Regions from separate parts of the Homo sapiens genome. Here region 1 is linked to region 2. A link is an interaction called in ENCODE POLR2A ChIA-PET data of the cell type or tissue named here. Cell type or tissue: Panc1. All regions are shown on one strand. Links, peaks and the distances in the headings refer to the core of each region. The heading gives the core; the rest is flanking DNA.

Region 1 (4,390 bases), core at 223-4,222, 260 kb after region 2:
CTGGCAAAAGATAATAGCTAAAAAAAAAAAATAGTTATTAGTATTAGTACTTGTATTTATTTTTTTATTCCCTATTTTGTTAAGAAAGTACTTGTGACCGGGCGCGGTGGCTCACGCCTGTAATCCCAGCACTTTGGGAGGCCAAGGCAGGTGGATCACGATGTCAGGAGTTCGAGACCTGCCTTACCAACATGGTGAAACCCCATCTCTATTAAAAATACAAAAAGTAGCCGGGAGTGGTGGTGCGCGCCTGTAATCCCAGCTACTCAGGAGGCTGAAGCAGGAGAATCTCTTGAACCCGGGAGGCGGAGGTTGCAGTGAGCCGAGATCGTGCCGTTGCACTCCAGCCTGGGTGACAGAGGGAGACTCCGTCTCAAAAAAAAAAAAAAAAAAAAAAAAAAAAAAAGAAAGAAAGCACTTGTATTTAGATTACATAAAATATTAAGCAATATGTGCAAAGCTAAAATGATTCAATTCCAGCAGCTCTCAAGGGCAAAAGAAAAATATTCAAATTGTCCTAGCTATTTACAAAAAATATATATATTTTTGACTCGTAACAAATAAAGACATAGAGAAATGATCCCATTAAGGAAATATAAAACATCTTCCTTAAAACCATATTCTTTATATGACTTTCATCAATAGACTTCGCATCTCCTTTCCTCAACTCCATTTCATAAAGAGGAATCTGGAGGGTAACAGTCATTTTCCCAAAGTTAGGTAAGAGGCCATTTGCCCAGCCATGTAAAATAATACATCAGCCAAAACAGGACAATTCAAAATATTAGCTTCATAAGAAGATGGGTTTCTGTCTGTTTTGTTTGCTTACTGTATCCTCAGGGCCTGGAACAGTTCCTGACACATAGTATGTTATCAGAAAATGTTTGGTGAATATTGAAAATATTGAGTGCTTGAGCATCTTTTTTTTTTTTTTTTTTTTTTTTTTTTTTTTTTTTAGAGACGGAATCTCGCTCTGTCTCCCAGGCTGGAGTGCAGGGGCGCAATCTTGGCTCACTGCAAGCTCCGCCTCCCGGGTTCACGCCATTCTCCTGCCTCAGCCTCCCGAGTAGCTGGGACTACAGGCGCCCACCACCACACCCGGCTAATTTTTTGTATTTTTAGTAGAGACGGGGTTTCACCATGTTAGCCAGGATGGTCTCGATCTCCTAACCTCGTGATCTGCCCGCCTCAGCCTCCCAAAGTGCTGGGTTTACAGGCGTGTGCTTGAGCATCTTAATTCATCTTCAGATATTATCAAGGAGATTGTTCATTGAGTAATTTTCTGCTGTTGTTCCATTCAATCATTCACTTATTCAATACACACCTATTAAGCACCTACTATGTGCCAACTCTGGGCTGGGTGCTGGGCATAGAAATGTCAGAAGAAGGCCCGGTGTGGTGGCTCATGCATGTAATCCCAGTACTTTGGGAGGCCAAGGCGGGTGGATCACCTGAGGTCAGGAGTTTGAGAACAGCCTGGCCAACACGGTGAAACCCCATCTCTAGTAAAAATACAAAAATTAGCTGGGCGTGGTGGCAGTAACCTGTAATCCCAGCTACTCAGGAGGCTGAGGCGGGAAAATCTCTTGAACCTTGGAGGTGGAGGTTGCGGTGAGCCAAGATCGTGCCCCTGCACTCCAGCCTGGGCAACAGAGTGAAACTCTCGTCTCAAAAAAAAAAAAAAAAAACTGTCAGAATAAGATCACCTGCTATAGGAGTGTACCTCTGATATGCAGAGAGGAAGGAAAAAGCAAACATATAGGGCAGGTGTGGAGGACAATGAGCTTGCCCCTCCCCTCCGCTTCTCCCAGGCATTGCCTTGGGCTCTTCTTTCTGCATAGATTTTGAAGAAGTTTGAGTCTGTAACAAGCTTTCTATTTCAAAAGAAAAGAAACAGGAGCGTTTTGTGATTTTATTTCCACTCTGACCCACCGGCTCCTGCACTTCTACATTTGTCGTTGTGCCATTGCTGCCACTGTTGTTCTTGTCCAGGGAAACACCGGTGGCCAACCCAGATCGGATACAATGGTGCGGCTCTGGACTGAGCCTCCAACCACATTAGCCATGGGCAGCATTGTTGCTGCCGCTGCTGTTATTTTAATTATGATTGTACGTTAACCACCACCTTCCTTCCTCTGCCTCCCTTCAGCTGCAATGATGTATGTTACTTTTTGGTAACTGGATTTCATTAACATTTATGAACTCTCATAAAGTAGTAGAAAAAGCAATTTGTGTGGAAGAATTTTCCACCTCATTAAACAGTGTTCTTTTGGGGGTCAAGCTGATATTTTTTTTGTTGTTAGATTTTTTTTATAGGTCCTTTGTCCTTCCCTAAGCCCTGGGGGATGAAAGGAGAGCCGTCCACCCAGCGAGGGGCTTGTGTGCCCTAGAGGGCGCTGGGCCCCGCGCGCTTTCCTGGCTGTCCCCGCCGGCTTTCCACCCTCCCCAAAGCCCAGGTGCCCACCGTGGGTCGCTGCGGCCTTTCCCCTTCTTGGCCAAATCCGATTACTTCGCAGCCTGCAGATGGCATCGCCGGCTAAGGGCAGCCTGCGGCAGGTCCCCGAGCCTGAGCACTCCTCCTATCTGGGGCCTGAGAGGACGCTCTGGGCTTTTTCCCAGGCCCAGGGTGCGCGGCCTGCTAGCGCCTTTCGAGGCACAGTCCCAAGATAGGCTCTTGTCCTTCGACGCCCCCTTGGCACAAGCGCACTGGCGCCCTCCGCTCAACCCACCTTGCCTTTGGGGCGGGCTTCAACCCTGGGAAGACAGGCCTGGGGGAAGCGAGAGGAGAGGCCCGAATAGAGGTTCCGGCTCAATCTTTCCCAGACGGAGGCCTGGTGTTTCCAGCTCAGTTGCATCTTCCAGCCGCGGGCTCCTGGCCCAAACAGAATGTGTTTGCTTTCACACCGGGACGGCAAGCGGAGTCCGCCTCAGTGAGCAGCGAGCTGCGCAGTCCGGACGGGTGTCGCCCCCAGAGACTCGCCAGCCGCCCCCAGACACTCGCCAGCCGTCCCCATCTCTAATCCACCGTCCAGGCCCGGGCCCTGGGAAGACCCCGGGGACGCGCTGGAGCCCCTGAAGGGGGTCAGGGGGAACAATGCCCGAAAAGGGAGCCTCCCCGACCGCCAGTCCAAAGGAACCGGGGATGTGGCAGCGATTGCGAGGGGCCTAGGTTAGGGACACGCTCTTCTCGCTGGGTCCCAAGCCCAATCACCCAGGCCAATCACCAGCCTCTAACCTCCTTCCCCTCTAACCCCATCCCCACCTAGGAAGTTAAAAAACGCCCCTGCCGCCTTGACTCTTAGGGGGAGAAAGAGGAAACCCGAGGACTCCTGCCTGAGGGCTCCATAAAGTAACCAGGAACCGAGTGACAGGTGCTGGGAGAAATGAACATGCAGAAAGACCAGCTTTTTCTATTCTAAATGTGAATATGTAAAACAAGAGTTCAAACTCAAGAATCTGGGTGTCCATTTTGATTAAAAAACAAAACATCTCTCCAAGAAACAGGTTCTATGGTACTTGTGAGATGCTTTTCTGCCAGACAGCTCCCAAATCACATCTTATTAAGGGAGACTTCGAAGGCCTGTTAGCAGGTGACTGCGGCAGGGGCAGGGGCGCATCAGCTGTCCGGCTTGGACCGGCGTGGGCGTGGGCTGGGGGCTTTTCCGATTTGCTGAGTCAGCCGCGGGCGCCGCGGGCTTTGGTGTTTCCAGCCCAAGCGACTGTGCTTCGCTGACTGGTGTGTCAACTTGGTAGTGTAATTATTGTTTTGTTTTCTAATATGTAATTACTCTTTGTCGTTGCTATTATGAATCCACCGAGCTTGACTCTTGAGCAGCAAGATGGATTCAAGTTTGAAGTTAGGATTTGATGCGTGGGGAAAACTGGCTTCTCCCCATGCGTAGGACACTATAGGGGCCCACGCGTGTCTTCCCCGCAGCCCAGCAAGAAAGGGGGCGCCGGGGGTGCCCTGGCGGATAACAGGCGGTCACGCCTGATCCCCGCATAACAGATCCACTCTCCGTGTGGCTACGAGCATGAATTGCCGAGGTTGTTTTCCTCTTTAGCATATTTATAAAGGCAGAGAGAGGGGCGGAGAAAGGGAGGGAGAAAAAAAAGATACACTGGAGAGATGGGCTGTAAAGTTGAGAATAGACAGAAATAGAGGAGAAACGGCATTAGAGGGACAAGGAAGAGCTCAGAGAAAAAGACAAAGATGAAGAGAGAATGAGAGAACAGATTATTGTTTATTTTCAAATGTTTCCTTTTAGATTTAAAGTGAGATACTGCAAAGTTCCCTCAGTTTCCACTTACTTTACCACACTCTGCTTCAGTAAATCCCCAAGAGCTGCCAGGTTCCTGCACGTTCTCCCCTAGCCGTGCCTCGAGTTCA
Region 2 (4,390 bases), core at 127-4,126:
CAGTCAGCTTGAGAAAAGACACCCTTTACTGCAGATCTCAAGCAAAGCCAACAGCACACGCTTCTCCAACCCAAGCGACATACTCTGAAAGGTAAAGCAATGGTCTGTGCTTTTAACTATCTAGGGCTATATACTATATTATTTCTAAACTTAGTGGTTTAACCATCATAATTTAATGTCTCACAGTTTCTGCAGGTCAGGAATCTGGACATGGCTTAGCTGAGTCCCCTATTCAGGATCACTCATAAGCTATAATCAAGGTGTCAGCCAGGGCAGTAGTCATCTGAAGTCTCAACTAGGATAGGATCCACTTCCCAGCCCACTCATGTGATTGAGGACTTTAGATTAAAGGCCTCAGTTCCTTGCAGGATATTGAGGCCACTCTCAGTTCCTTGCCATATGGGCCCCTTCACAGGGCAGCGGAAAATATGGTGGCTTTCTTCATTACACTAAGGAAGAAAACAACAACAACAATGAAAAAAAGTGGGAACTAGATGGAAGTGACAGTTTTTAAATAATCTAATCTTCAAGTGGCATCCATTTATCTATTTTTCTTGGAGGCAAGTCACTAAGTCCAGCCCACGGTCAAGAAGGGATTATACAAGGATGCAAATATCAGGAGGTGAGGATAAGTGGGGCCATCTTAAGTCGTTCATTTATCTCATCTTACTTAAAACTAAAGGAACAGGTGCGTGGACTGGCAGTGGGAAATTCCTTGAGCCAGTTAGAACAGAGTCATGAAAAACACAGAATATGGGAATGAGCAGAGAATCTATCAAGTTATATCTGCAGAATGCATTCTGTGTTTGGCAAATGTGACAAATTGTGTTAATGGCCCAATTCTGCACCCTTGTATCCATGCTCTTCTTCATGCAACTTTTCAGTTACTCTCACTAAAAAGGTACAGGTCTTTTCCTCGCCTTTGGGATCTTGGCTCAGCTAAGTCATTTGCTTTAATGATGTGCCAGTTCCAAGACGAATTCTCAAGAGTCCTGTGTATTTCTCCTTACTCTCTTGCACCTCTGTCATTGCTATGAGAAGGATAAAACTAGGGCCAATATGCTGGTCTCAGGGGATAAATGAAAGCTATGTAGAGCAAAACCACTCCCAGCCTAGGCCAGCCTAAACCAGCCAACCACCACCAGCTGTAGACTTAGGAATGAGCCAACTTGAAAGTTAACCAACTTATGAATGTGACCAACATGATCACAATAACTAATAAAAGTTTGTTGTTTTTAAGCCACTAAATTCTGAGATGGTGTGCTATGCTGGAATAAGCAACTCATACAGTATGGGAAAAGAAGGAATATCTGCATTAGGGTCATTCTTTTACTAATAATCTCAGCTGGCTTGGAAGAAGTAAATCAAAAGATCTGAAGGAATGACCTGTCAAAGCCATAAGAACTTCTGCAAGGCTAAAACATAGTTTTGCCTTTTTTGGAAGATTAGCCTCCTAAAAATACCTGGTCCAGAGAAAATGTGCTTTGTTCTGAGAAAAATGAAAGTCTTTAGTAAAATGAATTAGTGTAAAAATCCCAAAAATATGACATAAAAAAGAAAGAAAAAAATGCAAGTGAAATGGCATATCCCCCCAAAATATTGGCATAAAGCCACTGAAAGCAAGAACAAATATATAAGTACGAATTTTGAAAATGTAACAAATCCATTGCCCCTGCAAACAAGAGCTCAAGTAATATGCAACGATCAGAGAATATACAGGGGACTAACATAATTAGTCAAACCATGAGCTTGAAGAGCTAAGGGAAGAAGTCAGACAAAAAAGGTAGTGGAGCTCCTCCCGCCACCCAAGATGCCTAAAGGAAAGAAGGCCAAGGGGAAGAAGGTGGCTGCGGCCCCTGCTGTCATGAAGAAGCAGGAGGTCAAGCAAGTGGTGAATCCCCTGTTTGAGGAAAGGCCTAAGAATTTTGGCATTGGACAGGACATCCAGCCCAAAAGAGACCTCACCCACTTTGTGAAATGACCCTGCTATATCAGGTTGCAGCGGCAGAGAGCCATCCTCTATAGGCAGCTGAAAGTGCCTCCTGTGATTAACCAGTTCACCCAAGCCCTGGACCACCAAACAGCTACTTAGCTGCTTAAGCTGGCCTACACATGCAAAACAGAGACAAAGCAAGAGAAGAAGCAGAGGCTGTTGGCCTGGGCTGAGAAGAAAGCTGCTGGCAAAGGGGATGTCCCCACTAAGAGACCACCTGTCCTTCGAGCAGGAGTTAACACCATCACCACCTTGGTGGAGAATAAGAAAGCTCAGCTGGTGGTGATTGCACACAACGTGCATCCCACTGAGCTGGTGGGCTTCTTGCCTGCCCTGTGTTGTAAAATGCGGGTCCCTTACTGCATTATTAAGGGGAAGGCAAGACTGGGACATCTAGTCCACAGGAAGACCTGCACCACTGTCACCTTCACACAGGTTAACTCGGAAGACAAAGGCGCTTTGGCTAAACTGGTGGAAGCTATCAGGACCAATTATGATGACAGATACGATGAGATCCACTGTCACTGGGGAGGCAATGTCCTGGGTCACAAGTCTGTGGCTCATGTCACCAAGCTCGAAAAGGCAAAGGCTAGAGAACTTGCCACTAAACTGGGTTAAATGTACACTGCTGAGTTTTCTGTACTTAAAAATAATTAAAATAATACAAATTTTCCTTCAAAAAACGGTGGTGGAGAAATGAAGTTTACACTACAAGTAATATAAAAGAGAACCAATGATACTGAAAGTATAATGGGCACATGGATGACAGGAATGAGGAAAAGCAAACAAAATGAGATGGGACTAAACAGGCTTAAAATGTTAAAGAGAAAATGATTGGCAAGTAAGACAGATGCAGAAAACATAATAGCTGTATAATGTTTGTCCCTGTAGAAGTAAAATAATAAAACAGAAAAAATAAAGATATAATTCAAGAAAAGTTGCCAAAATTATAAAAGATTTGAATTTATAGAAAAAAGGACACACTACATCAAAGGAAAAATTATTATAGAAAAATCAAAATATTGGGCCAGGCACAGTGGCTCATGCCTGTAATCCCAGCACTTTGGGAGGCCAAGGCAGGTGGATCACAAGGTCAGGAAATCGAGACCATCCTGGCCAACACGGTGAAACCCCATCTCTACTAAAAATACAAAAAAAATTATCCAGGCGTGGTGGCGGGTGACTGCAGTCCCAGCTACTTGGGAGGCTGAGGCAGGAGAATGGTATAAACCCAGGAGGCAGAGCTTACAGTGAGCCGAGATTGTGCCACTGCACTCCAGCCTGGACAACAGAGCAAGACTGTCTCGAAAAAAAAAAAAAAGAAAAAGAAAAATCAAAATATTCTCTTTGAGACATCCCAGAAAGTTACTAAACTTCAGAGGCAAAAAAAGAATAATCTGGGGATCCAGACAAAAGATCAAGTATTTAGAGGAAGAAAAAAATGCTAGTCTCAAAGTTCAGAAAAATCAACGCCAGAAGACAGAGGAGCAGTGCCTGCGAGACCCTCTAGGAAAGAACACGTGACTGAGGTTTAAACCCAGACAGACTGTTATTTACCAATCACTTTTTCAGATACAACAAGATTTTAAATCTCAGTAGCTTTATTAAGAAACTATCAGAAAAGTAACTTCAGACAACCAAGAAAGAAATGGAGTCACTATGGCTAAAGGACTGGCACGGAGGGTTTTAAACGATGGAGCTGTGTGACCAAAACTTGAACGAATATGAGACTTGTAAATTAAAGAATAGACTTTTATAACTTTCAACTCTGACAATGTAGAAATTATATTTTTAAATAATTTTTTCTTTTTCTTTTTTTTTTTTTTAAGAAACGTGGTCTCACTTTGTTGCCCAGGTTGGTCTCAAACCTCTGAGGTCAACCAATCCCCCACCGTGGCCTCCAAAAATGCCAAGTGAGCCGCTTCACCTCCCAAAATGCTGGTGAGCCACTGTGCCCAGCCAGTATGATTTTTTTTAAGTTGAGATGGGAGGAAAAAAAGTAAAAAGGAATATAGTTTTGCTTATTTCTTCTTAAAAAATTGTTTTAATAGCCTGGGGTCAAATGAGGCAATTTAAACCTGACATATCAAATAACAAAGCAATAACTGCACTTAGAGATATAAATATAATTTTTTAAATAATATAAACAATTAAAATTGGATGATAGGAGGAAGTATGTAAGACAAACAAATTAATTTTCAATTGCTTGTATTAGAGAGTTGATAGATACTCTCTTGAAGAACAGAAGATTAAGTGTATTATATAATGTTATAGTTATTAAATAATCACTAGGATAAAAATTAAAACTTTTAAAATTATTATAAGAAGCAAAGAAAGCAGAGCATGAGATGAAATAATTAAAAAGAAACAATAACAGATAGCTTGGCATACTATATA

The links. ChIA-PET counts read pairs that join two places held together with the same protein. Peaks named below come from ENCODE experiments on the same cell type or tissue, not always from the same donor. Only the 100,000 strongest peaks of a DNase experiment are listed, where the experiment ranks them.
Region 1: POLR2A ChIA-PET joins it to region 2 with 8 read pairs; 3 of 35 experiments call an interaction of 5 or more read pairs at or near these places.

The regions. Positions count from the first base shown.
Region 1 is chr6:10,378,932-10,383,321 of GRCh38, forward strand. No RefSeq gene overlaps it. Among named protein-coding and RNA genes, the nearest start is that of TFAP2A-AS2, 23 kb to the right of the region's middle. In Panc1, for the core only: a CTCF peak has its summit at 2,469; no DNase peak of the experiment used is centred there; H3K4me3 peaks cover 734 bases; H3K27ac peaks cover 2,128 bases.
Region 2 is chr6:10,116,642-10,121,031 of GRCh38, forward strand. The region is part of intron 1 of LOC124900218 (a long non-coding RNA gene); the gene reads right to left. It also overlaps the pseudogene OFCC1 and the pseudogene RPL7AP36. Among named protein-coding and RNA genes, the nearest start is that of TFAP2A-AS2, 290 kb to the right of the region's middle. In Panc1, for the core only: no CTCF peak of the experiment used is centred there; no DNase peak of the experiment used is centred there.